Linked DNA regions of Mus musculus: regions 1 and 2 are each linked to region 3. The links are chromatin loops, found by intact Hi-C in ENCODE. Cell type or tissue: left cerebral cortex. All regions are shown on one strand.

Region 1 (8,000 bases), 66 kb after region 3:
TATCTTCTTTACAGTTTCTGGACTTTTTAGGTTGACACAGTTGTAGATTTACCAACAGTTAAAGGAATAGCAAGCACCATGGACCCCTTTACCTCATTTCCCTCAATAGACAAGTTGCATCCTTACAGTAAGTACAGTATCACTGTTAGGATGCTGGTCTCATATAAGAAGCCACCATTCTTCCTCAGATTTCCCCATTTTTACCTGTGTGTGTGTGTGTGTGTGTGTGTGTGTGTGTGTGTGTGTCCTTTAACCCCAGCACTTAAGAGGCAGAAACAAGTGGGTCTCTATGAGTTTTTGAGGTCAGTGTCATCTACATAAATAGTTCCAAGACATCTAGGGCTACATAGTGAGACTCTGTCTCAGAAAGAAAGAAAGAAAGAAAGAAAGAAAGAAAGAAAGAAAGAAAGAGAGAGAGAGAGGGAGGGAGGGAGGGAGGGAGGGAGGGAGGGGAGGGGAGGGGAGGGGAGGGGAGGGGAGGGGAGGGGAGGGGAGGGGAAAAAGAGAGGGGGAGAAGAAGGAAGGAAGAAAGGAAGGAAGGAAGGAAGGAAGGAAGGAAGGAAGGAAGGAAGGAAAAGAAAAGAAAAATCTGAGGTCAGCAATATGGCTCAGCAAGTATAGGCTCTTGCTGCCAAGCCTAATGACCTAAATTTCATCCCAGGAACCCACATGCTAGAAGTAGAAAATGAACTCTGGAAAACTGTCCTCTGATTTTCACATGTACACACATAACACTAAATAAAGGAAAAATATTTTAATTAAAAGTAATTCAACTAAAATTATTCTTAATGGCAAAGACACTTTAAAAATAATAGTAATGTATTGGTTGAATAATACCAGAAACACTCTGGGGCTGGAGAGATGGCTCAATGGTTAAGAGCACTGACTGCTCTTCCAGAGGTTCTGAGTTCAATTCCCAGCAACCACATGATGGATCACAACCATCTGTAATGGGATGGGATGCCCTCTTCTGGTGTGTCTGAAAACAGCAACAGTGTACTCACATACATTAAATAAATAAATAAATATTAAAAAAAAGAGCTGGGCGTGGTGGCGCACGCCTTTGATCCCAGCACTCGGGGAGGCAGAGGCAAGTGGATTTCTGAGTTCGAGGCCAGCCTGGTCTACAAGTGAGTTCCAGGACAGCCAGGGCTACACAGAGAAACCCTGTCTCGAAAAACCAAAAAAAAAAAAAAAAAAAAAAAAAAAAAAAAAAAGAAAGAAAAAAAAAAGAAACACTCTGGTATTAAACACACAAATTTCATATCACTACATATAAGCATCATATTATTATAATCTGATTAGCTTTTAGAGAGAGTTGGATTAATAAAGCCTTATTAACTCCCAAAGGTAGTTGTATAACAAAAGGTTAGAAAATAAATTAGATTGATTCTTCACTTATAGTTTAAAAAAAATCACTTTGTAGATTTTTATCCTATACAGCTCAGGTAGTTTGGAAAACACGCTGACGATTTCATATAAACTTGCAGATACTTGCCCATGATTTAAGAATTTTTCAGTCTTCCAACTGAGGAATGAATGAACAAACACATAGCAATATAAAGAAACAATGTATGCCTGGGGCTGGGAACATAGCTTGATTGATAAGAGTGCTTGCTTACCATGTAGGAAGCCCCAGACTCCATTTCTAGCACCACATAAACAAGGCATGAGGGTACACACCTATAATCACAGCATTGGAGACAGAGGCAGGAGGAGGAGAAGTTCAAGGTCATCCTGAACTACATCATAAGTTTGAGGTTAGTCTGAGCTACAGGGGAAAGGGAAGGAGAGAGGGAAAGGGAAAGAAAGGAAAGGAACTGAACAGTTCAGCAATGAGTACAGGTCAATGGCAGACTACATGCTTAGCATGGCTGAGGTCCTGGGCTCCATACTCAGCATCGAAGGGAAAGGGGAACAGTGAAAGGAGACAATTACTAATCACTACAACATGGATAAATCTCAGTGATGACTCTAAGTAGAAAATAAGCCAAACATTCAAAAAAAAAAAAAAAACTGATTCTATTAATGTGCCACTCTAGAAAGACAAAAACATACAGACAGAAAGCAGATCTGCAGCCACCCGAGGCTAGGGAGGAAACAGACTGCAAAAAAGGCATAAGAAGACTTTTTATAGAGAAGGAAATGTTCTATATCTTGATTGTGGCGGTGACTACACTAGTGTATACAGTTGCTTAAAACCACTCAGCTGTTACCATAAATTTTTTGCACAAAAAATATGCTTGAATAAAATACAAATTATGCAAAAATATAACAGAAAAAGTGTATATTTCATACTTGAGATTATAATTTATGCCATATTCTGAGTTTTATTTTTAAAAAGGAAAGAAAGAAATCTTCCCTTTGTTCAGTGTGGGAAGAAGAGTAGTCTTAGTAGCCAAAGGATAGAAGTGGGGCTCACTGAGGGGGAAATCCAGAAGGGCCAAAGCCAAGCATATCCTATCAGAGACCCTGGGTCAAAGCAGGAGGAGCAAACTTGCCTGGAGCATTAAAATGCAAAGAAACTGGGCTGGAGAGATGGCTCAGTGGTTAAGAGCACTGACTACTCTTCCAGAGGTCCTGAGTTCAACTCCTAGTAACCACAGTAAAGGGGATCCAATGCACTCTTCTAGTGTGTCTGAAGAGAACCACAGTGTACTCACATGCATGAAATAAATAAATCTTTATAAAAATGCAAAAAAATTAGAGTGAGGAGGATACCTCATAAGGGAGTAACCCTAAGTGGGAGATCAGAGCATGACCTTTGTTAGTAGGCAAGGCTGGCAGACGCTGATTACAATCAAAGGTAAAGTATGTACTTCCTGACAAGACACAGTGAACACCACTGCTGTCATACATACACTGGCCCAAGCATATGTACCCAGCACAATAAAAGTAACTGACCTATAACCATCAAAGGTGACAAGACCATGAAGAAGAGGAAGGAACTGATCCATACTGAGAGACTAAAAAGATAATGAAACGCTGCAGCACTTAACTGTACTACTTTCACCAATTATGAAATTAATAGCATAATCAACAAAACCCAAATTAAGTAAAATACTGGGTCAGCATGAATTTTCTATTTTGTAAAGAATTAGTTATCTATTTTATGTATGTGAGTGCACTATAGCTGTCTTCAGACACACCAGAAGAGGGTATCAGATCCCTTTACAGATGGTTGTGAGCCACTATGTGGTTGCTGGGAATTGAACTCAGGACCTCTGAAGAGCAGCCAGGGCTCTTGACCTCTGGGCCATCTCTCCAGTCCTGAATTTCCTATTTTGACAACTGTACTGCCATTGTGTAGACCAATGTTCCTGTTTGTATAAAATTCACGATAAACCATTCTGAGTGAAGGAGCATAAGGGCAGTAGCTTCCTCTTAAAATGTCCGAAAAATAAAATAACAATAATTATGTATCATACTTACAACTTTTTCAAGTTTGTTACTGTTTCAAAATTGTTGTGGGTGTGGGAGGAGGACAAATATCTGTGAGTTCAAGGCCAGCCTGGTCTACATAGGAATTCCAGGACAGTCAGGGCTCTGTAGAGAAACCCTATCTTGGGGGGCGGGGGGGGGGGGGGCACACAAGATAAAATTGTTGTGGGTGAAGAACAATGTAACTAAAAATGGAACAAGGTGAAAAACAAAACTGATTCTGCACACTGGCAATCTTACCAGACTGACAGACTATGTCACCTTGGTAAGAGACTCAAAATTTTCTAAGAAAGGACAGGGCATTTTGGAGCAGCCAGAAGATTCTCCAAATACAGCCCGACGTCTTCTCCTTTTATTTATTGTGTGTCTTCATGGTGGGAGTGGGCATGCATGCCAGGGCACACCCAGGAAGGTCAGAGGACAACTGTGGGCAATCAGTTCTTGCCTGGCACCTTTTCATGGCTCAGGTCTCCAGGCTTGCCCAGCAAGAGCCTGCTTCTCCTAATTGACCTCAATTAGGTAGTGGTGAGAAAAGAATGTGAAGGCTCCCATCTCTGAAATAAATCCTTAGGGATAAATAATAAAAAGAGGTGGGCAGAACAATGGTATGCTGGTGCAACGACTAACATCAGCAAAGCACAACCTAAGCACCTCGGGGACATGGAAGGGGGTGGAGCGCTGGTATCTAAAATCCCTTGCAACTGCGAGACTGTAGCTTCCCCTGCTCTACAATAACCTTGTTAGCACATCCCGCTTATCTATAAACAGCAACACAAAGAGATACAATTACGAAAATGAACGTGCATGAGCCCTGTATACTTCTGGTTGTGCTAGTCCACCGAAGTGTAAAAAGCAACCTATCTGCCAAACTGTTCCTTGTGAAAAATTCTCGGCCGAGAAAAACCAGAGAACAATCAAAACACGTGAGAGCTAAGTGAGAGAGAGCACCTGCAGTGGTCGGCCGGCTCTCTTTGCTTAGCAGAGTCCTTTCATTCTGGAATGCCGACACATACGTCCTGAAACAATTTTCCTAGAAATGTTTCAAAGTGCTCGGATCCTTTGACCTATCCAAGTACCCGGCGTTCGGCCGGGATGTCCAGCCTCCCCCTCCCCCCACACACACCCCGGGCCGGCGGGAGGCAGCGCAGGACTCTCGGCACTTCCTTTCCGGGAGGACTGCCCCCAGCGTCACTCCTATTCAGGATGCAGGACACAGTGTATCCCTAGGAGCCTCGTACAGTGTGCTCCCGCCCTCCCAACTCCACAGGCACGAGGGCGCGGTCCCGGGTGCCAGCCGCCTCCGCAGAAGCGCGTGGCGGCGCGCGGGCAGGCTCGCCACCGGTCCGGCCCGCCAGTCCCCGGCCGCACCGCCGCGGCCTAGCCCCGCTACCGCCGTCCGACGGTTCCCTCACACACGCCCACCGCAGCCAGGCTCGGCCCCGCCGCGAAGGCCGACACCAGTCGACCCGCAGCTCCTCCACCGCGGGACCCGGCCCGCCCGCCTCCCCGCCTCCCAGCCGCGACGCCCGGCCCCGCCGAGCCCACTGGACGGCTGCCGGGGGCGGAGGCGAAGCCCGGGGGCGGCGCCCGCCCCACACCCTTACCTGGCTTCTCGTGGTCGTAGCCTACCACAATGAAGTAGTCGGCCAGCCGGGCCATGACCGCCGCCGCCGCGCCCGGGAAGCGGGTTCCCGTCGCCGCCCTCGCCGCCGCCGCCGCCCACCCGGCCCGGGCGAGCTCAGCATTTTCCCTTCGGCGGCTGTAGCGGTAGCAGCGGCGCTTCAGCCATGTTTGACAACCGAGGCGCTCACTGCGCCTGCGCCGCGCCTCGCGCCCGCCCCTCCCCCGCCCCACCCGAAAGGGCTCGACGACCCAGTGCCCGGCGTCCGCGAACCCACGCGGCGCCCGGAGGCCGCTCGGACACGCGGCTCGCGAGGTGGGCGGCCCGGCGCGGCCTGGCCTCGCGCCGCCACCGAGGCCGGGCGCTTAGAGGCCCAGCTGCTGCCTCAACGCCCCCCACCCCCGCCCGGTTCTTTATTTTCCTGGAGCAGGGGTCCTTCCTTCCGCCATCTCCCTTTTGCAGTCGGGGGGAAAAGGGGATGGAGGGGTGCGGGGTCACTTGGAAAGTTTGTTCTTTGGTGCCGCTTGCTGCCACCGGCAGCACGGATGAAATTCTCCCGCCCTCGGCTGGAAGCTTGGAATTTGCACCGCCAAGGCTTTTTGCTGCACGTTTCCTGTTTATGTTGTGCAGATGGGAATTTTAGAAACATGCCACCAAGCAGGCGGGGGAGGAAAAGACTTGCGCAATCTTCAGAGGCGCCTCTGGTTTCGGGGCTGCCTGGGCTGGGGGCGGTCAGCTTGGGCTTTCCTCTGAGTGCCCCAGGGAGTTATTCCACCTAGGAACAGGGGCATCCCCGGGATCCTCCTAAAATGGGCCGGTCTCTCCCCGGGGAGCCCCGCCCGCCTGACTTTCACTGCCTTTTTCACTGTCTCAGGACTTTTCAGGCTGAAGCAGGTGTTAACTTCAAGTTGCTCTACTGCAAACACTCCACAGAATTCATAGGGCACTTTGAGAGCCTAGAGAGCATTCAAGTCGATTGCGTTTTTAAGAAATATCTCCTACCGATGTTTTCTAATTTGGCTGGCACACTTGGATTTGTCACTTTTTTTTTTTAACTTTGTTACTTCTTAATGATCATGAAATTTTAGTAGTAGTGTATGTATTTGAACTATGAAGTTTTCAGAACCTATGGTTTAGAAGTGATCGTGAAGCCATCGTTCACTGAGGGTTTGATCCTTCTATAGATTGTACGTAGTAGGTTCTAACGTGCCTAGTGCAACACACGCCCTCTGCCAAAGACCAGCAGAAAGCTAGTGCCTGGAGCTGTGAACTCAGAGTCCAAAGGGTCATAGTCTCAGCTGCTCTGACTAATTCTCTCTTCTGGGCCAGCGTTCCCCTTTCCCGCTTCCGCGTTGGAAATTGAACTTAGGGCCTCCTACATGCTGGGCAAGCCTGCTACCGTTAAACTATATCGACAGCAAAAGGCCAGACCTTTCAGCAGGTCTGAGAGGGTTGGGCTATGCTAGAAGAATTGAAAGGGAAGGGGTACTTTACCTCGGGACCTCCTTTGTAATCAGCTTCTAGTCAGACGGAATCAGCATACCTGCAGTGATGAAAACTAGGTTAGTTTTCAAAATAATGAAAGCAAACAAAACAACCTGCCACACCTCATAGAGAAAATTTCCAGGTAACTTCCCTGGGAGCTCTTCCTCCACTTTTTCAGTAAAGAGTAATCTCACTTCCTCTACAGACTGCCATTCCAGTGCTTAACAGCCATGGTAGAAAGTCCTTCCCTATTCTGTCGGCGGCGTTGTCCTCCTGGAACTGCCTTGATTACAGCTGGTAGGGGATGGATTCCATATAAATTATTATTGTGGGGATTTGTTCCCTCAATTTTACTTTTTTTTTTTTTAATTTGGGATAAGGTCTGGGAAGATGATTCAGCAGTTGAGAGACCTGTGCTGCCTGCCCTTCCAGGGGACTGGAATTGATTCCCAGCAGCCACAGGGACAGTTCACAACCATGTGTGACTCCATTTGCACAGGATCCAATACCTTCTGGCTTCCTCCAGCAGCAGGCATGCATGTGGCACACAAACATCCAAGCATCCATACACATAAAATATTAAAAATATTTAATACCTTGTGGACAATGACTACATCTGTCTAGTTTCAAACATTTTCTTCACCCAAAATCCATTAAACAGACATAACTATTTCTCTCTCTAGGTCCTGGCTATAACACCATTACTTTCTGATTCTATAAGTTTGCCCATTGTAAGATACTTCCTATAACTTGAATTATAAAGTATATGCCATTTTGTGTCTAAGAATCCTGCTTGCTTTATTGTTTCCTAGTTCTAACCCTACTTTATTGTCAGTACTGCCTAGAGTTACATTGGAGCTTCAGTGCTACATTCCCCTTACTGCTAAATAACCCTGCACTGTCTGTGTGACCATGTTTTGCCTATCCACTGGTAGGTTGGGGCATTGTTTCTACTTTATGGGTACTGGCACTATGACCATGTATAGAAAGTATGTGAATGTCAATTTGCAATTCCATTGGTATATCCTTAGGAACAGCACTACCGGACAGTACTGAATTACATGTGGTAATTCTCTGTTTAATTTTGAGGAACCACCAACTGTTTTCCACAATGGCTTTGTGATCTTACCTCTCAGCACTGATCAAGGATTTTAACTTTATATCTTTGTCAACACTTGTTTTCCTGTTTTCTTTTGTTTTTAATATTATAGACATCTTAATAGGTATGGATTATTTCTGTTTGTTGTTTTGTTTTGTTTTTTGTTTGCTAGCTTGCTTTTTGAGGCAGGGTTTCTCTGTGTATCCCTGGCTGTCCTGGAACTCACTCTGTAGACCAGGCTGGCCTCAGACTCAGAGATCCTCCTGCCTCACACTCATGAGTACCAGAATTAAAGGCATGTGTGGGTATGTGCGCGCGTGCGCACGCGAGCCACCACTACTTGGAAAAATAGGT
Region 2 (8,000 bases), 150 kb after region 3:
ACAAAGAGCCATGCACGGTGGAACATTACAGTTCTCCTGTGTGGTAGCACTGAGGAGACAGAGACGGGAGGATCTCTGGATCTTGCTGACAAGCCAGACTAACTGAATCAGTAGTGAGCCACAGGTCCATTGAGACAGCTTATACGCTGGTCTGAATGAGAAATATCCCGTATAGTCTCATTTATTTGAACGCTTGGTTCCCAGATGGCGGTGCTGTTTGGGGAGATTACGAAGTCTCTCTATGAGGATGTGCTTGCTGGAGGAAGTGTGTCCCTGAGGGCAGACCTGGAGAGTTTATTGCCCTACCCAACTCCCTTTTGTGTAGATGAAAGTGTGGCTTCCTGATACATTTTTCATGCCTTTTCTGCTATGGGAGTCTGTCTTTCCATAACTGGGAGCTAAAAATAGACCTCTTCCCCCCCTCCCCCCCGCTAAGCTGCTTTTAGTCATGGTATTTTATCATAGCAAAAAGTAATTAACACACCCTATCTTAGGGAAGGAATTAAAGGATTGGGGAAGACACTCAATATTGACCACCAGCCTCCACATACACTTGCATACATGAGAACACACACACACACACACACACACACACACACACACACAGAGAGAGAGAGAGAGAGAGAGAGAGAGAGAGAGAGAGAGAGAGATGCATGCACAGAAGCACATGCTAACACACCAAATAAATAAATAAATAAATAAATAAATAAATAGATAGATAGATAAATAATAGACCTCCATTTTTTTTTGTTTTTACAGACTTGCTCACTCCCTTCACCCATCCCTTTTCTTAGAGAGGACAGGTTTCCATATTACCCTCCTAGACTGTCATTTGCATCAAGAAAGACCCTGACTTGCTGAGTTAGAGTTCATACACTGTCTCTCCTCTTCAGCTCTTGGTGCATCTTGGCATATGAACCCCAGAGCTGTCTTCTTGCCTTTGTCCTGTAGATGAATCACCCTGCTTCTCTCACGTGCCCTTCACCAAGCTTTCCCACGTTCCAGTTCGTCTTAGTCTGTAGTCTCTAGGTTTGCCTTGTATTCCTTTCTCTGAAAACTCTCCCAGATAAATCACAGCTGTGATGCCAACCCTGCACCTCTCCCAGAATAGCATGAGGCAGAGTTAGCCAGGCCTTGGGAGAGCATCCAGGAAGCCTTTGTGTTATAGATGAGAAAACAAGCCCTTCTGCCTAGAGGATACGGGACTCATCCAAGGTCTTGACTTTGAGTTGGGGCCAGAAATAAACTCTTCTGTCTTCACGGCTTTCTGCTTTTCTAGTACTGGACTGCTGCCTCCTTCTTTAGGCTTCCAACGAACCCTTTTTTGGCTTTGATCTTTCAGGTGTCACATCCATAGAGGCAAGTTATCGGCTCAGCTTTGCTGAGTGTCTGATCCAGAACTGTAGAAGAAAGCTTGGCCAAAGGAATGCAGATGATAGTGAGTGGCTCGCTTGGTAGTGCCCAGAGGAAATGACTTCTACTGTCAAATCATAGTTTGAGAATGCATCATGCGAACAAATAGTATCCTGGTAGACTTCACGCTGAATCTGAACTTGGTGAAGGTTCACGGCCGTCGGAACTGCTGTCCTCCCCGTCTGTGTTCTGGCAAGAAAACTGTTTTGTTTTTGTGGCTTTGGGTGGTGTTTTTCTCATCAACGGGGGCTGATTCCTGACTGAGTTCCAACCAACACTACCGGCTGTGCCCTGAGAGTTCTGGAGGGAAGAAGATAATGACGCCATCTACTAAGCTCCTTCCCAGGCACACTCAGTGACAGCAAGAAAGCCCTTATTAGTCTCTTGTTTACTGAGGATACTATGTCCCAGAGAGGTTGAGTGCTTAACTCAAGGCCACACAGCCAGTAAGTTATCACAGCCAGGGAAGTTGCTGAAGTGCTTCCCACACAGGCATGACATCCTGAGTTCAGCTCCCTAGAACCCATGTTTTTTGTTTTGTTTTGTTTTGTTTTTTAATTGGGTACAGTGCCCTATGTCTTCTGATCTCAGTGCTTGGGAGCAGAGAAGAGAGGTGGATCTTTGAGTCAGGCTCACTAAATTTGTGAATTTTATGTCTACTGAGAAACCCTGTTTCAATAAATGAAACAAGCCACCCAGTGCCAGCTCTAGCCACGCACACACAGGTGCATATGTATACCCACAAACACATGCACCCACATAAATACTTATATCTGCCCCAGATAAAACAGCCCAGTCTCACCATTAAGCACATGGTTTCTGTCTCCGTTACTCACTGCGATGGTCTGAAGTTGAGGCTTCAATAGTTATGAGAACTTGATCGTTCCTTTGGCCACTCTTTTTCTTCATGTTTAAAATTGGAAATCAAGTAAGTTTCTCATCAGAACGGTGGCTGATTAAATGCGTCATTATATGTAAAGTTCTCATCCATGCGTCTGATGGGCAGTGAGTTCTTACTATGGTTGGCATAGTGTGCGGTCAGTCTGCCCTCCTCTCCAACGGGAATTCCCCCAGGAGATCGCAGAGGAGGTTGATTTCAAATGCCGTCATGCTGTATGACCTTTTGAGTCGACCCAGGTTGCCTGTTCACTTAACTTCATTTAAGAAACTGTAATACTCGAAGATAATCCTGCGCAATCATCTCCATGACTCATGGTAATTAGGCACACTAGGTCAGTGATCCGTATAAATAGTTGAATTTATTATTATGTTTGTGTAACCAAGAGACATTTTAAGATGGTCTTTTTTTAAAAAATTGGTATTCTTTAGTGTTTATAACAACACATCTATGCCATCGCATCTCTGTTATAGGCACCATTTAATTCCAATCGCATGCCACAGCAGTGACTCACAGTGAAAGACAAAAATAGGAAAGAAATATATTAGACAGGGCACTTGGAAAATGGGGGAGGGGAGATGGGATGCAGTATAAAAGTGCTAATTTCCTGATTGATATTGCCTAAAACTGGATTATAATAAGATAAAAGAGGGTTTTAGTCTCAAACTAGTATTCTAAATAAAGTTTGTTCTTGTTGTTTTGTTTTGAGACAAGTTCTTACCTTGTAGCTCAAGCTGGTCTCAAACTTTGAATTTTGCTTCAGCCTCTTGAATGTTGGGATCACAGGTAAACACTACCATATATGGCTAAGAAACACTTATTGTGGAAAAGAAATAAAGACAAGAAATTCTGTTACTTTAGTGTTTTTAATCTGTTAAATAAAGATCAATATCAACTCTTTCACTATATATATATATATATATATATATATATATATATATATATATATATAGTGACTCAACTCTTTCACGGGGTTTTCATATCAGATATTTACATTACCATTCATTATAGTAGTAAAATTACAGTTATGATGTAGCAATGAAATAATCTTATGGTTGAGGGTCACCACAACATGAGGAACTGTATTAAGGGGTGGCAGCATTAGGAAAGTTGAGAACCACTGCATTAAAGTATGATCCCTTTATGATTTCTCCCATTCATTTATCAATTAATTCATCTATCAATTTATACTATATCCATCCATCCACTCATAATGCATTATTTGCTTTTTCTTTCTTATTCACCTATCTACTTGTCTATGCACATAAAGAAAGACACAATAATGTTTTCTTATGCCAGCTATGTTACTTTGGGGTGGTATTATATTGAAGATTCAAGACTTTTTCTTTGTGTACTTTAATATTGTTAGAATTTCTTATAGTAGGTATATAATGCTTTTATAAAAGCGAAAGAGAGAGAGAGAGAGAGAGAGAGAGAGAATATCAACGCTCCCGAATTTTCCACAACATGGGTCTCCCTTTTGTACATTCCACATTGTCCATAGCCAAGGCCCTTAGGCTCATCTAATACCTCAGTAAATAATGACCCCATCCCTAGACCCTGCTGCTGAGGTCACACAGCAGTCCTCAGTGATGGAGACCTTGAGTGACAGGCTGTTGCTGGCCTAGTGGGAGGCATATGACTGAGGGGCAAAGGAAAGAAGGCTCAAGGACAGAAGGACATGAAGACTCCGAGTCCTGGCATTTCTTGCCTCACTTGTGAGGATATCAAGCCTAGAGGGAAAAATAACTTGTTTAGAGTCACTATATTGCAAACATCTAAGCTAATTGTTCCCCCTCTAAATAATAATCCTTTTTCTACACATTTGTGAATAAGAAGAAAAGAAAGGTAGGCTGTTATGTCCTTAGACTTGACATGGAAACAGAACAATAAAGAAGTCATCAGGAAGTAGAGAGAGATTAGGTACACATCCCTTCCATCCCCTAGCGGCTGACCCTGCCTTCTATTGGGTTCACCAGAATGAGCATCTATAGGGACTGCTAGACCCTCTAGAAGCATCTACAGCAGGTATTGCAGTGTTCAGAGGAATCCCATGTGGGCTGACTGTAACGCCGGGTTTGACTGGTATGGAAAAGCTGCCGAAAACTCTGGAGGCCTGTTTGCTGCATAAGGGGGCTACAGAAAGTTGTTTTAGGCTCTCGTGGTACTTTACACTTCTCTGATAGGATGGTGCTTGGGGTGTGGAAGGTACTCTTTCAGGACCCTGGAGGGCAGCCCCTGTTCAACTTCAGCTAATCGTCAGCACCTCCCTCGTGGACAGCGCCATACTTCCCAGCAGTGACTGGACCATCCCCGTTGGGACACCTTGTGTGCTGTGGATGTAGACAATATTCTTTCCCCCTCTCTTTCTTTCTTCTTTTTTTCCCCCACCCCTGCCTCCTCCTCCCTCACTAATTCATTTTTATATAAGGAAGTTTCAATTCAAGTTTTTTTTTTTAAACAGGCATGATGTATAAAAAGGAATACACAGTCCAAATAAAGAATTCCTTTGGCTAAATATAAGAGCTGGAGTGCTTAGCTAGAAACAGTCAAGGGATGTGTTTGTCATTGTTCAGGAATGTTTTATAACAGATTTTTTTTCAGACTCAAACCAACTTTAAGGACACATCATCTTACAAAATTGTTTTGGGCTATTTCCCAGTGTTAATGCAATACGGGAGGGGTTAGCCGGGCATGGAAACCTTAGAATTCCAAGTATTTAACAGCTTAAGGCTAAAGTTCAGAATATTTGAAATCTGGGCTGTTTCGGAAAAATCCAGAATTAGGACGACCATGTCCATGGCCAGCTGTCTAGCGTGACTCAGGTAAAAGAGAGAAATCCAACAGGAAATGGAAGCCTGTCCTGGCATTGTAAACATGTGCATAGGAAGTGAGGATGCATGGAAAACTTCCTACTGACAAAGAAAAGAAAGGTTAGGAAACCCATGAAGCCACCCATTGTTTCGCTTACTGGGAGAGGAACGCTGGCAAACCATCCTGTAAGAAAGCACGTGGCCAGGCCAGCTGCTGCCAGGGGAGGCTGTTCACTTTTAGCAGATGGCTCACAAAACAGTCTTCGCCTTGAGAAGTGTCCTTGGCTGGAGCCTGGGTCTCAGCCAGGACGCCTCAGAAACACAGTTTTGTCAATGCTTGAAGTGGCCCCATCCAAGCTCACAGGTGCCTGGTGTGTTGGCTATAAGTCATTGGTAATGGGAGGCAGAAAGGCATGGGGACTGACGCATTGGCTACCTCTAGTCAATAGCTTCTCTTTTTCTTTAAGACAGTGTCTCACTATACAGTCCTGGCTGACCTGGAACTCTCAACATAGACCAGGCTGGCTCTGAACTGACAGAGATCAGCCTACCTCTACCTCTGGAGTGGCCTGTTAAAGACAGGAACCACCATGTCAGGCTATCCTCTTTTTCGATAAGAAAAAAAAAAAGATGACTGGGCTTGGAGAGATGGCTCTGCCTGTACACTTGCTCTTCTAGAAGACATGGGTTCAATTCCCAGCACCCATTTCAGGCAGCTTGCAACTGCTTCCAACTGCAGCTCCAGGGGAAACTAAACCTTTTGTTTCTGCAGGCACTATTACGCACATGCACATATCCACCCACATCTATACAATTAACAGTACAATAAATATTTAAAAATGATTGCATCTAATCAGAATATAGTGCTTTGTGCTTACCATTCCTGACCCTAAGAATAGCATCTCTGCATGATTCTAATTTTATCGTGCTCAGTTCTCAGTATGAAGGGAGGATCTTGCTGATGCCCCGTTGTGCTGCTCAGAGGAAATGGGGGTGGGGAGGAGAAGATTCCGATTAGTAACTGGAAAAGGAGGAACATTCAGAAAACAAGGTATTTGATGATTTCTGAACTTTTTATGACTGCTGATTTCTGGAGTTCATCTGGAATAGAAAGTAGACAAGCCCAGCCAAGAACATTTTGAAAAAAAATAATTTGCTCTATTTGATATCAAAATCCACAATAAAGCTACAGTGTTTAAAACATTGTAGGATTGGCATGGGAATAGACAGATACTTTCATGGAACACAATAGAGGGTACAGAAGCAGGTTGGTCTCCATGGTGGATATTTCAAATGAGAGACCAAGGGGTAGAGAATGGGTAGGGCATATTCAATATTTGATGTTATTATAGGTGCCTACTTAGAAAAGAATTAAGCTGAAATGCCTTTCCACACATATAGAAAAACAAGCATTCAAACAGACTATGGAAATAACACTAAAGAACAAAGCCAAGGAAGTTTAGAAGAAAGTTTAGTAGACTCACTCCCTTACCCAGAGGGTTACATTTCAAGACATTTCAAGGATGCTTTAAATGGAGGCTAGTATTGCTCATCCCCTCTCTATGTGCATGCATATATGCCTCCAACAAAGTCTAATTTATAAAGGCACAGTGAATTGACAATAGCAGCAATAAAGTAGAATGATTAGAACAATATACTGTAAAAATGTTTAGAAATTCTGAATTGTTTATTTCTGAAATTTTCTGTTTGGGGACTAAGGTTGACCACAGGTGTCTGAAAGCATAGGAGGTAGAGATATGGAGTGACCCCGTGAAGGGGAATGTTATTGGCCAGGTGTGGGGGCCAACCCCAGCACTTGAGGTGCTGTAGTAGGCACATATCTGTGAGTTTGGAGGCAGCCTGGTCTACATATCAAATTCTAGGACATCCAGGACTACACAGAGAGACCTTACCTAAAAAACAAAAACAAAAACAAAACAAACTAACAAAACCCCCAAAACACTAAGATAAATCAGAACAAAAGTCTTGAGGTGAACAGGACCACCTATATTTCTAAAATTTTGAGGAAAAGCCTGGCAGGCTTGATTCTCTATGTGGACAGCTCTTGTGTAGGTTAAGGCATTGTAATCGCATTGCGGTCTCATGGAAATTCTCAGCGTCTCAGTCTCCCTTTCTCTGGATTCTGCTTCTCTTTCTAGGTCACTCCTGTCCTTGAACGATGTCAGCCTGTTTCTGAGACTCAGCTCCTGCTCCCGGGTCTCTTGGGGTTTTCTGTCCACCTCATCTCTGTTTCCTTCCTTAGGTTCATCTCACGGTCTAGTCTCCATAAGAGTAGACCAGTCCTGGACAAACAGTGAATTTCGTGGATAGTCGAAGGGGGAAGAAGCATGGAGGAGGCCAAGGGAAAAGAAAGGCAGAGGGGAGGGAAAGTGTAAGCACATCAGAATGTCAAGATTCATAAACACACAGTGGCCGTAAACCCTCAGGGGGCGAGGCTGCTGTCAGAGAGGAAAAAGGATAGGAGTGACTGGGAGCTCTGGTGGACCCAGGATTTTAGGGAAAAGGGTATCAGGGAAAGAAGCTCACGTCTCAGAGAATCTGGGCAGCCCAGGGCTCTCCAGGACCTGCAGATCACTCTCAAGGAAGTGTCCTTAGTCAGAACAAAGGGAAATCCTGCCGTTCCTTGGAGGCACTCAAAACACTGAAATTCACTAAAAGTGTGTCATCTGAAAATGACCTTTGTAGCAGCCACAATTGTGTCAACTTTCTGTCTTTTAAATATAAACCAAAAAGTCTAGATTTTCTTCATTTATAAAATACTCAATTCTCCTTCCACACAAAACAGGACACAACTTAACCTGAGTGTGTGTATGCACATGACATTTTATCGGCTAGAACCTCTTCTGGTCTTTGTT
Region 3 (8,000 bases):
AGCTCGGACACACCCAGGATTCTCAGGATCACATGATCACAGAATCACAGAGACAACTTGACTCTGAGGCGTTCTTATACAACCAAGAGCACAGTCAGACATAGCCAAGGGCAGGTAGCACTAGAGATAACCAGATGGTGGGACGCAAGTGTAAGAATATAAGCGGGGCTGATGAGATGGCTCAGTGGTTAAGAGCACCGACTGCTCTTCCAAAGGTCCTGAGTTCAAATCCTAGCAACCACATGATGGCTCACAACCATCCATAACAAGATCTGACGCCCTCTTCAGGTATGTCTGAAGACATCTACAGTGTACTCACATAAAATAAAATAAATAAATCTTAAAAAAAAAAAAAAAAAGAACATAAGCAACAGAAACATCATCAGACCCCAATTCTCCCACCATAGCAAGTCCTGGATACCCCAACACACCAGAAAAGCAAAATTCAGATCTAAAATAACTTCTCATGATGATAATAGAGGACTTTAAGAAGGACATAAATAACTCCCTAAAAAGAAACACAGTAGAACACAGGTAAACAGCTAGAAGCCCTTAAAGAGGAAACACAAAAATCCCTTAAAGAATTACAGGAAAACACAATCAAACAGGCAAAGGAAAGGAACAAAACCATCCAGGATCTAAAAATGGAACTAGATGGCCTAGTCGGCCATCAATGGAAAGAGAGGCCCATTGGTCTTGCAAACTTTATACAGTACAGCCAAGAAGTGGGAGTGGGTGGGTAGGGGAGGGTATGGGGGACTTTTGGGATAGCATTGGAAATGTAAATGAAGAAAATACTTAATTAAAAAAATGGAACTGGAAACAATAAAGAAATCACAAACCCTGGAATTAGAAAACATAGCAAATGCTCTAAACAAAGAAAGAATTTTAAAAGCAGTAAGGGAAAAGTATCAAGTAACAAACGTATAAAGGCAGACCTATCAGAATTACACAGACTTCTCATCAGAGAGTATGAAAGCCAGAAGATCCTGGGCAGATGTCATACAGACCCTAAGAGAACACAAATGCCAGTCCAGGCTACTATACCTAGCAAAACTCTCAATTACCATAGACGGAGAAAACAAGATATTCCATGACAAAACCAAATTTACACAATCTATTTCCACAAATCCAGCCCTACAAAGGAAAATAGATGGAAAATACCAACACAAGGAGTGAATCTACACCCTAGAAAAAGCAAGAAAGTAATCTTACAACAAACCCACACAAACATAATTCCACCTCTAATAACAAAAATAACAGGAAGTAACAATCACTTTTCCTTAATATCTCTTAATATGAAAATTAATGTTACCAACATATCCTAATCGACTGAAATTCAAAAATATGAGGAATCAGAAATTTGGCTATCATCCAGTGGTCTCTCTAATATGGTAATTGGAGAAATAGGTCCAGTATTGTACAATCCATATACACTTTCTGCTTCTTTGTACATGACAGTGTCTTGCTGTGTGCCACATAATGGTCTTGAAATCATGCTTCTCCTACCTCTGCCTCTCTATTAGTAGGATTGTTTATTTGATGTTTTTACACTATACTGTGGTTTTCAGAAGAGCTTATTTCAAAATTATTTACACAGCCAAAAGAAACGTAGGCAATTAATTTGGGAGGTGGCTTGTAAGAGAACAGCACAGAGTGAAACTGAATACTTTGCTTGATATTTATAATTATTGTATCAATTTTGAAAAAGAGGACTTTATAAGTTACTCTTACTCTGAGATGAGTGCTTTTCAAAATCATCACAGCCAACGAATTAGAATCTTACCCTCACCTATCGTCTGTGCCACCCTCCAAGCAGAACCATTCTTCATTGAAACAGTTGATGAATGACTTCATGGATAGACCATCTCAATACTCACACCATTTCTTAAACAAATGTAACCTGTTCCCTGCGGGTTGAGAATGAAGATAATCACTCAAGTCAAACAGCTTTGACCATAGCAGAAAATCTGTATCCAAAAATGGTGCCTACAATTCATTCCTTGGTGTGGCAGAACTGTCAACTCTTAGCTTAGCTACCATGGAGGTAAAATTCTTTGTTGATGTAAGGGACATTGAAGTACAGCCTTATTACAATGAACTCCAATGTCCAAAAATTGTTCTTAATTTGAGTTTGTACCACAGTAAGAGCCAAGATTTTAAGCTCTACTAAAAACAAAACAAACAAACTTTATCTAGTTATATTCACTAAAAAAACTGATGGTATATTATTATTTTAAAATATCACAGTTAATACATTTGGAGTTATTTAAAATTTATAGAGAAAAACGTATATATTTTCAGTGTTGCTATAGATAAGCATCTATAGAAAACTGTTCAACTGATTGTCTAATATCAAACAACTTTTATGATACTCATTTTTATTGTTATAATATTTTATAAATTTTAAAGAATATGATAAACGAAAGGTATGGCAGGTATTGAAGGGGGTCTCTGAGAGGAGTTGGGGTACAAAAGGGAAAGAAGAATGTGATGTAAGTCTATTTACTCAAAATATGTTTTTAAATGTTAACAAATTCAGATAAATTGAAATATCTATTATTTCTCATCATAATGCAATTAAAAAAAAAGAAAGAAAAGAAAAGAAAAGAAAAGAAAAGAAAAGAAAAGAAAAGAAAAGAAAAGAAAAGAAACAAGTTCCCCCAAAAAAGAAACAAAACAAGTCCCACTCCTACTAACCATGAAGCTATTTTCACCTGGTACCTGCAGGCAAAGGGAAAATTAGTTTTCACCAATAGAGTATCATTGAACATATCAATCACACTCCAGGGGCAGCCCCAGGACTAGGAGTAGTTGGCCAACACAAAACAAACTCAATGGCCTTTTGGAGGTTGCTTTTTGCTACCTTCACTTTTTCGGGGGGGTCTTACTGGGTTTTTGTTTTGATTCTCATCTCTCTCTCTCTCTCTCTCTCTCTCTCTCTCTCTCTCTCTCTCTCAGGTGAAAGGGAAAGTGGATGGACTCTGGGAGGAAGGGAAATATGATCAAAATACATTATCTAAAAATGTTTAATTAAAAAACATATAAAGACTTTAAGAACCCAGAATTCCAACTCATTTTGATTATCAGAGCTCAGAAATATGTGGAAAAGCCATCAATGTCCAGTGAAATTCAAATAATGGAAAACACACTTGATTAAAAAATGAATAGCTTAACCACTCAGATTTTTTGACAGGTTATTTCTGGTTCTAAACTAAGTACATAGCTCTAAACTGAAGGAAATACTAAGGTTGTACTACCCCTTAGGGAAGTCTTTCAGTCAGTTATAATCTCAATTGTAAAATCTAACTTGTTTATTTAGAGCCCTACTGGTGCCATAATTCCCCAGTCCACAAACCCTATGGATAGCATTTGTAAATGAGGTCTATCTTAGACAATAAAAATAACTTGGAACCACCAACTCTGTAAATATCTCATTAGTCTTCAAAGTTTAATAATAAAATGCTTCCCTACTACTGTTTTTATTATTATTTATTATTTGATGTGTATGGGTGTACTATCTATATGTATGTCTATGTATTATGTAGCTATCTGGTGCCCACAGAATCTGGAAGAGGGTGTCAGATGCTCAGAAACTAAAGTTCCAGTAGCTGTGAGCCACCATGTGGTACTAGGAGCCAAACTGGGATTCTCTGAAGAGTAATAAGCAGCCAGTGATCCTACTATTGTCTCTCTAATGTTATTTAATTAACCCTTCCTGATAAGAAGAAGAATTTAAGATTAGAGCCGGGTAGTGGTGGCCTGTGCCTTTAATCCCAGCACTTGGAAGGCAGAGGCAGGCAGATTTCTGAGTTAGAGGCCAGCCTGGTCTACAAAGTGAGTCCCAGGACAGCCAAGGCTACACAGAGAAACCATGTCTCGAAAAACAAAAAACAAAAAAAAAAAAAAAAAAACAAAAAAAAAAAAGAATTTAAGATTAGTTTTGCTTTTAACAAAAGTAATTAAAAGTCAGCTTGCTCCATGTATTAGTGAGTGTCCAACACACATAGGCCAACCTCAGCAATGTGCGTATGCTGGGCACACGGAAAATATTTTACTTTTAATGAGGTCAAAAGATCACAGTTTTATTATCTTAGCAAATAGCAAATAGCTATATGGCACAGGGACAAGCTATTAAATCTCTCTAGATTTCAATGGATAATACTTAGAATAAACAGAAATTAATTTCACATTTAACTGTCCTAAAAGTGTCTATGTTCTCCCTGGCTTTCCAAATATTGACTTTATATCAACTTCTCACTTTTTGACATGATATATCTCAGTTCCCATATATGGTCCAGATTATAGATAGTCTTAAACAAACTTAGATTACCTTTAAACTAGTCACAATTACCCACCCAAGAGCATAAATTCTACCACGGCCTATTTATGTTCATGATTAATATATAAGATACATGCCTCTTTGTAGCTTGCATTATTTCTAAGGTCTCAGAAAGTATCCCTGTTACCCCCATCACTGGCACATTGCAATGCAATGCAATACTAAACATGAAATACAATATACAGAGAAATACTTCCTGATTAAGATGAAATATGAAACCCAGCAGGCTGGTACACATCTGCAATCCCACCACTGAGCAAGCTGAAGCAGGAAGACTTCAAACTAAGGCCGTCTAGAACACAAAGCAAAATTTTATTGAATGGAAAGAAAGTAAGGGGGAGGAGAAGGGAAGGAAGAAAATTTCAAGTCTTTTCTTGAAAAGAATGAAAAGTAATGATCATTAATTGATAATCATTGTAACTGATATATCCATATCACTGATAAATTTATAACTGACTCATAAATTTTAAGTTCTCGAAAACAAAAAATTGTTCCAATAAATGTACATATGTGTTTCTCCTGCCACTTTAGTGATCCTCCCTATAAAATCTTGTATATTGAGATCACTGACTTTTCACAGACACATAGGTGTCACCACTAGAGGCCACCAAATACTTCTTTTTCTTAAACCAACACATTTGTAAGTCATTCTAAGTCCTTACATTAGTTCACATTATAAGCAAATAACTATGAACTGTAATACCCAATAACTAAAAATGGCACACATGAATCTCTAAATAACAGTAAAAACCCCAACAAAGAAGGAAGCATGTTTCACACAGTGTACAGGATGTCTAGATCACCAGAGAACTTCTCCAGATTATAGTATACAAATATCACTACGTAGATGCCTTTGGAAATAGTGTATGTGAACGAGAGAGCTCATACTATCTCTGAATAGTGTCCCCTGCAAGCACGCGATTGCTATCCATGTGTATATACATGAACACATTATGATTGATATGTAAACTACCAGAGTCCTTTGTTTCATATTGCAAGGTATTTCACATATGTTTTTAATGTCTAAGTTGCCACCATCTACAGTAGTGATACACACAAAATTCCAGATTGCAGAAGATCGAGTATTGGGCAGATGATGTTAAGTTCCTTAGAAAACTCAGCTCTAAGTTCTTAGTGGGCTGCTGATCAAGTGTTCTGAGTCCACCTACTTTTGATACCCTCCTTCTCACTAAAAGTAGATGACCAACTACAGAAGGCCCAACTAGCCTCCAAATACTTACAGGACCAAGAGAAACTTACAAAACAGAATAAGGCTTCATCTTATCTGATCAACCACCATTCTGCATATAATATTTTCAAAAGTTTTCAAATACACCAGAGAAACAGCATTGTCATGTCTTAGATGTTGTACTTTTAAAATCCTGACCTAATTTTAGAAGGTCATAAAAATGCTTATAGTTTTATTTTTAAAGTTATAACTTTGGCTTTTACACTGAGTCTATAATGGGTTTTAAATCTATTTCTCCATACAGTTTAAAAGCAGATCGAGATTACTTGTTCAGATGGATACTCAGTTGTACTCCTATTTATCTATCCTGTCTCCTCCCCAACTACATCACTCCTGGAAACCATGGAAACTGATTTGCACTGTTCCCTGATCTATTAACACATGTCTATCTCTAAGCCAATGCCAAACCCTGTTGACTATGAAGCTTTATAGTGTATCTTGAAACAAGGTAGTATAATCACAGGTTTGTTCTCTCAAAACAGTTACAAACTGTCTTGCCCATTTGCCATACTGTCTGAAGACACATGTCTCCAATGCCTTACACTGTGTTAGACACTATCTTAGGTCTATACATAAACTCTACATCACACACTTTTAAAAGTAACCAGTAAAACATGGAACATAAAACCAACTATCTGAACCATTTTTACATGTACAGTTTTGTAGTGGTGGGTACATACACATTACTGGACAGCAATTTCTACAACTCTTTTCAATTTTGCAATGCTGAAAATCTCTGACTGAAAACAATTTAGTTTTTCTTTTCATCTTTTCCTACCCATGGAAACCTTCATTTTACTTACTGTTTGTATAAATTTGGCTACTCTAAATGCCACCTATAAATGGAAATTATATAGTATTTGTCTTTTAGTGACTCACTTGTTCCCACTGCACAATGTTTTCAAGGTCCACTGATGCTTTTATCAAACTTTCATATTTGTGACTGAATAATATTCCACTGTCCTGCTAAGTGTTCATCTATCCATCTGCCTCTGGACACTTGTGCTCCTTTCACTTTGGGGCTACTGTGAGCACCACTGTTAAGGGACTTGTAAGTACAAACGCCTGATTCCTTGGTTTCAGTTCTTTTGAACACACCCAGAAATGGAACTGCTGGCTCACAAAGTGATCTCACTTTACTGAAGAGCTGCTAAACTGTTCCCACAATGGTGGCATTGTCTAACATTCCCACCAACAGTGCACCAGACTTCAATTTCCCCCAAGCTGACATTTCTTTTTTATTTCTTATTTATTTATTTATTTATTTATTTATCGAGACAGGGTTTCTCTGTATAGCCCTGGCTGTCCTGGAACTCACTTTGTAGACCAGGCTGGCCTCGAACTTAGAAATCCACCTGCCTCTGCCTCCCAAGTGCTGGGATTAAAGGCATGCACCACCACGTCTGGCCAAGCTGACATTTCTTATTTTCTGAAGTTTTGACAGTAGCCATGGGGGCTAGAAAGATGGCTCAGTTAAGAGTGCTCTTTCAAAGACTGGAGTTCAGTTCCTAGCACAATTGCCTATAATTCCAGCTCCAGGAGATCTAACAACTCTAACCTCCAAGTGTTAGAGTTGCACTCATGTATACATAGCCATACACAAATACACACATATAGACATCGAAACATCATCATTGTCAATAGTAATAATAATAATAGTAATAATAATAATAATTTTAATAGTAGGCATGGCTACTATATACAATGGCTTTTATTTCATTTCACTAATGAAATAGTAAATCTTGCCCTAGATTTGTAGCCCTCTATAGATTTTATGCCATAGTTTCTCCTTCATAACAGTGGTGTTATAATCTGACAATTAACAATTGGCAATCTTAATTAAACAAGTCTCTACTAATGGATTTGTGTAATTTCCAATCTTTACCATGAATGACACACACACACATATATGTACAACTGTGTATACAAGTAGCCGTAATCTATTTGTTCAGGATAGCCCCAATTTAAGAATTCCTCCCAATTCCACTTACTCTCAGAAAACATTCCAGTTTAATTAAATAATTACTCTAATTTTAGTTTTAACATTAGGGAAAGGTGCTTTAAGTAAAATTAGGCAGGAGTTACCTTTGATTCAAGTTTTCAGACTATTATCAGAACTCACCTGCACTGGAAACCTACTACTAGCTAGACTAAAATATGAATGAACTCTCACTGAGACATGTAACCAATATGATTGGATTATGGGTATGGTGACATGCAGAAAGGAGAAAAGCACAACTAGGAATCAAGCATACAACACTCTCAGAGCGAAGATGACACGTCAATGGAGCTAAGAGTAAGAAAACACACAGCCGCGCAGAGTGGATATATCTAGAATCCCAACACTTGGGATAGTGCCAAGAGGATCAGGAGTGTAAAGTTATCCTTAGCTATGGGGCAATTTTGAGG

Evidence for each region. Hi-C counts contacts between places; a loop is a spot of excess contacts. Peaks named below come from ENCODE experiments on the same cell type or tissue, not always from the same donor. Only the 100,000 strongest peaks of a DNase experiment are listed, where the experiment ranks them.
Region 1: a loop joins it to region 3, with 2.0 times the contacts of the local background. A loop is called at or near these places in 13 of 42 quality-filtered maps.
Region 2: a loop joins it to region 3, with 2.1 times the contacts of the local background. A loop is called at or near these places in 2 of 42 quality-filtered maps.

Annotation. Positions count from the first base shown.
Region 1 is chr7:110,609,662-110,617,661 of GRCm38, forward strand. Sbf2 (SET binding factor 2) reads right to left here and starts at 5,259. Exons shown (of 41, transcript NM_177324.2): 1 at 5,046-5,259. The coding sequence starts at 5,100. In left cerebral cortex, CTCF peaks have their summits at 994 (motif pointing left) and 4,636; DNase peaks (open chromatin) are centred at 2,099, 4,589, 5,093, 5,757 and 1 more place; H3K4me3 peaks cover 2,247 bases; H3K27ac peaks cover 2,124 bases.
Region 2 is chr7:110,697,299-110,705,298 of GRCm38, forward strand. Gm21123 (a long non-coding RNA gene) reads right to left here and starts at 2,434. Exons shown (of 4, transcript XR_140838.1): 1 at 2,216-2,434. In left cerebral cortex, no CTCF peak of the experiment used is centred here; DNase peaks (open chromatin) are centred at 1,094, 4,394, 4,727, 4,948 and 2 more places; H3K27ac peaks cover 779 bases.
Region 3 is chr7:110,543,529-110,551,528 of GRCm38, forward strand. The region is part of intron 2 of Sbf2 (SET binding factor 2); the gene reads right to left. Among named protein-coding and RNA genes, the nearest start is that of Gm46027, 58 kb to the right of the region's middle. In left cerebral cortex, a CTCF peak has its summit at 4,933 (motif pointing right); a DNase peak (open chromatin) is centred at 4,948.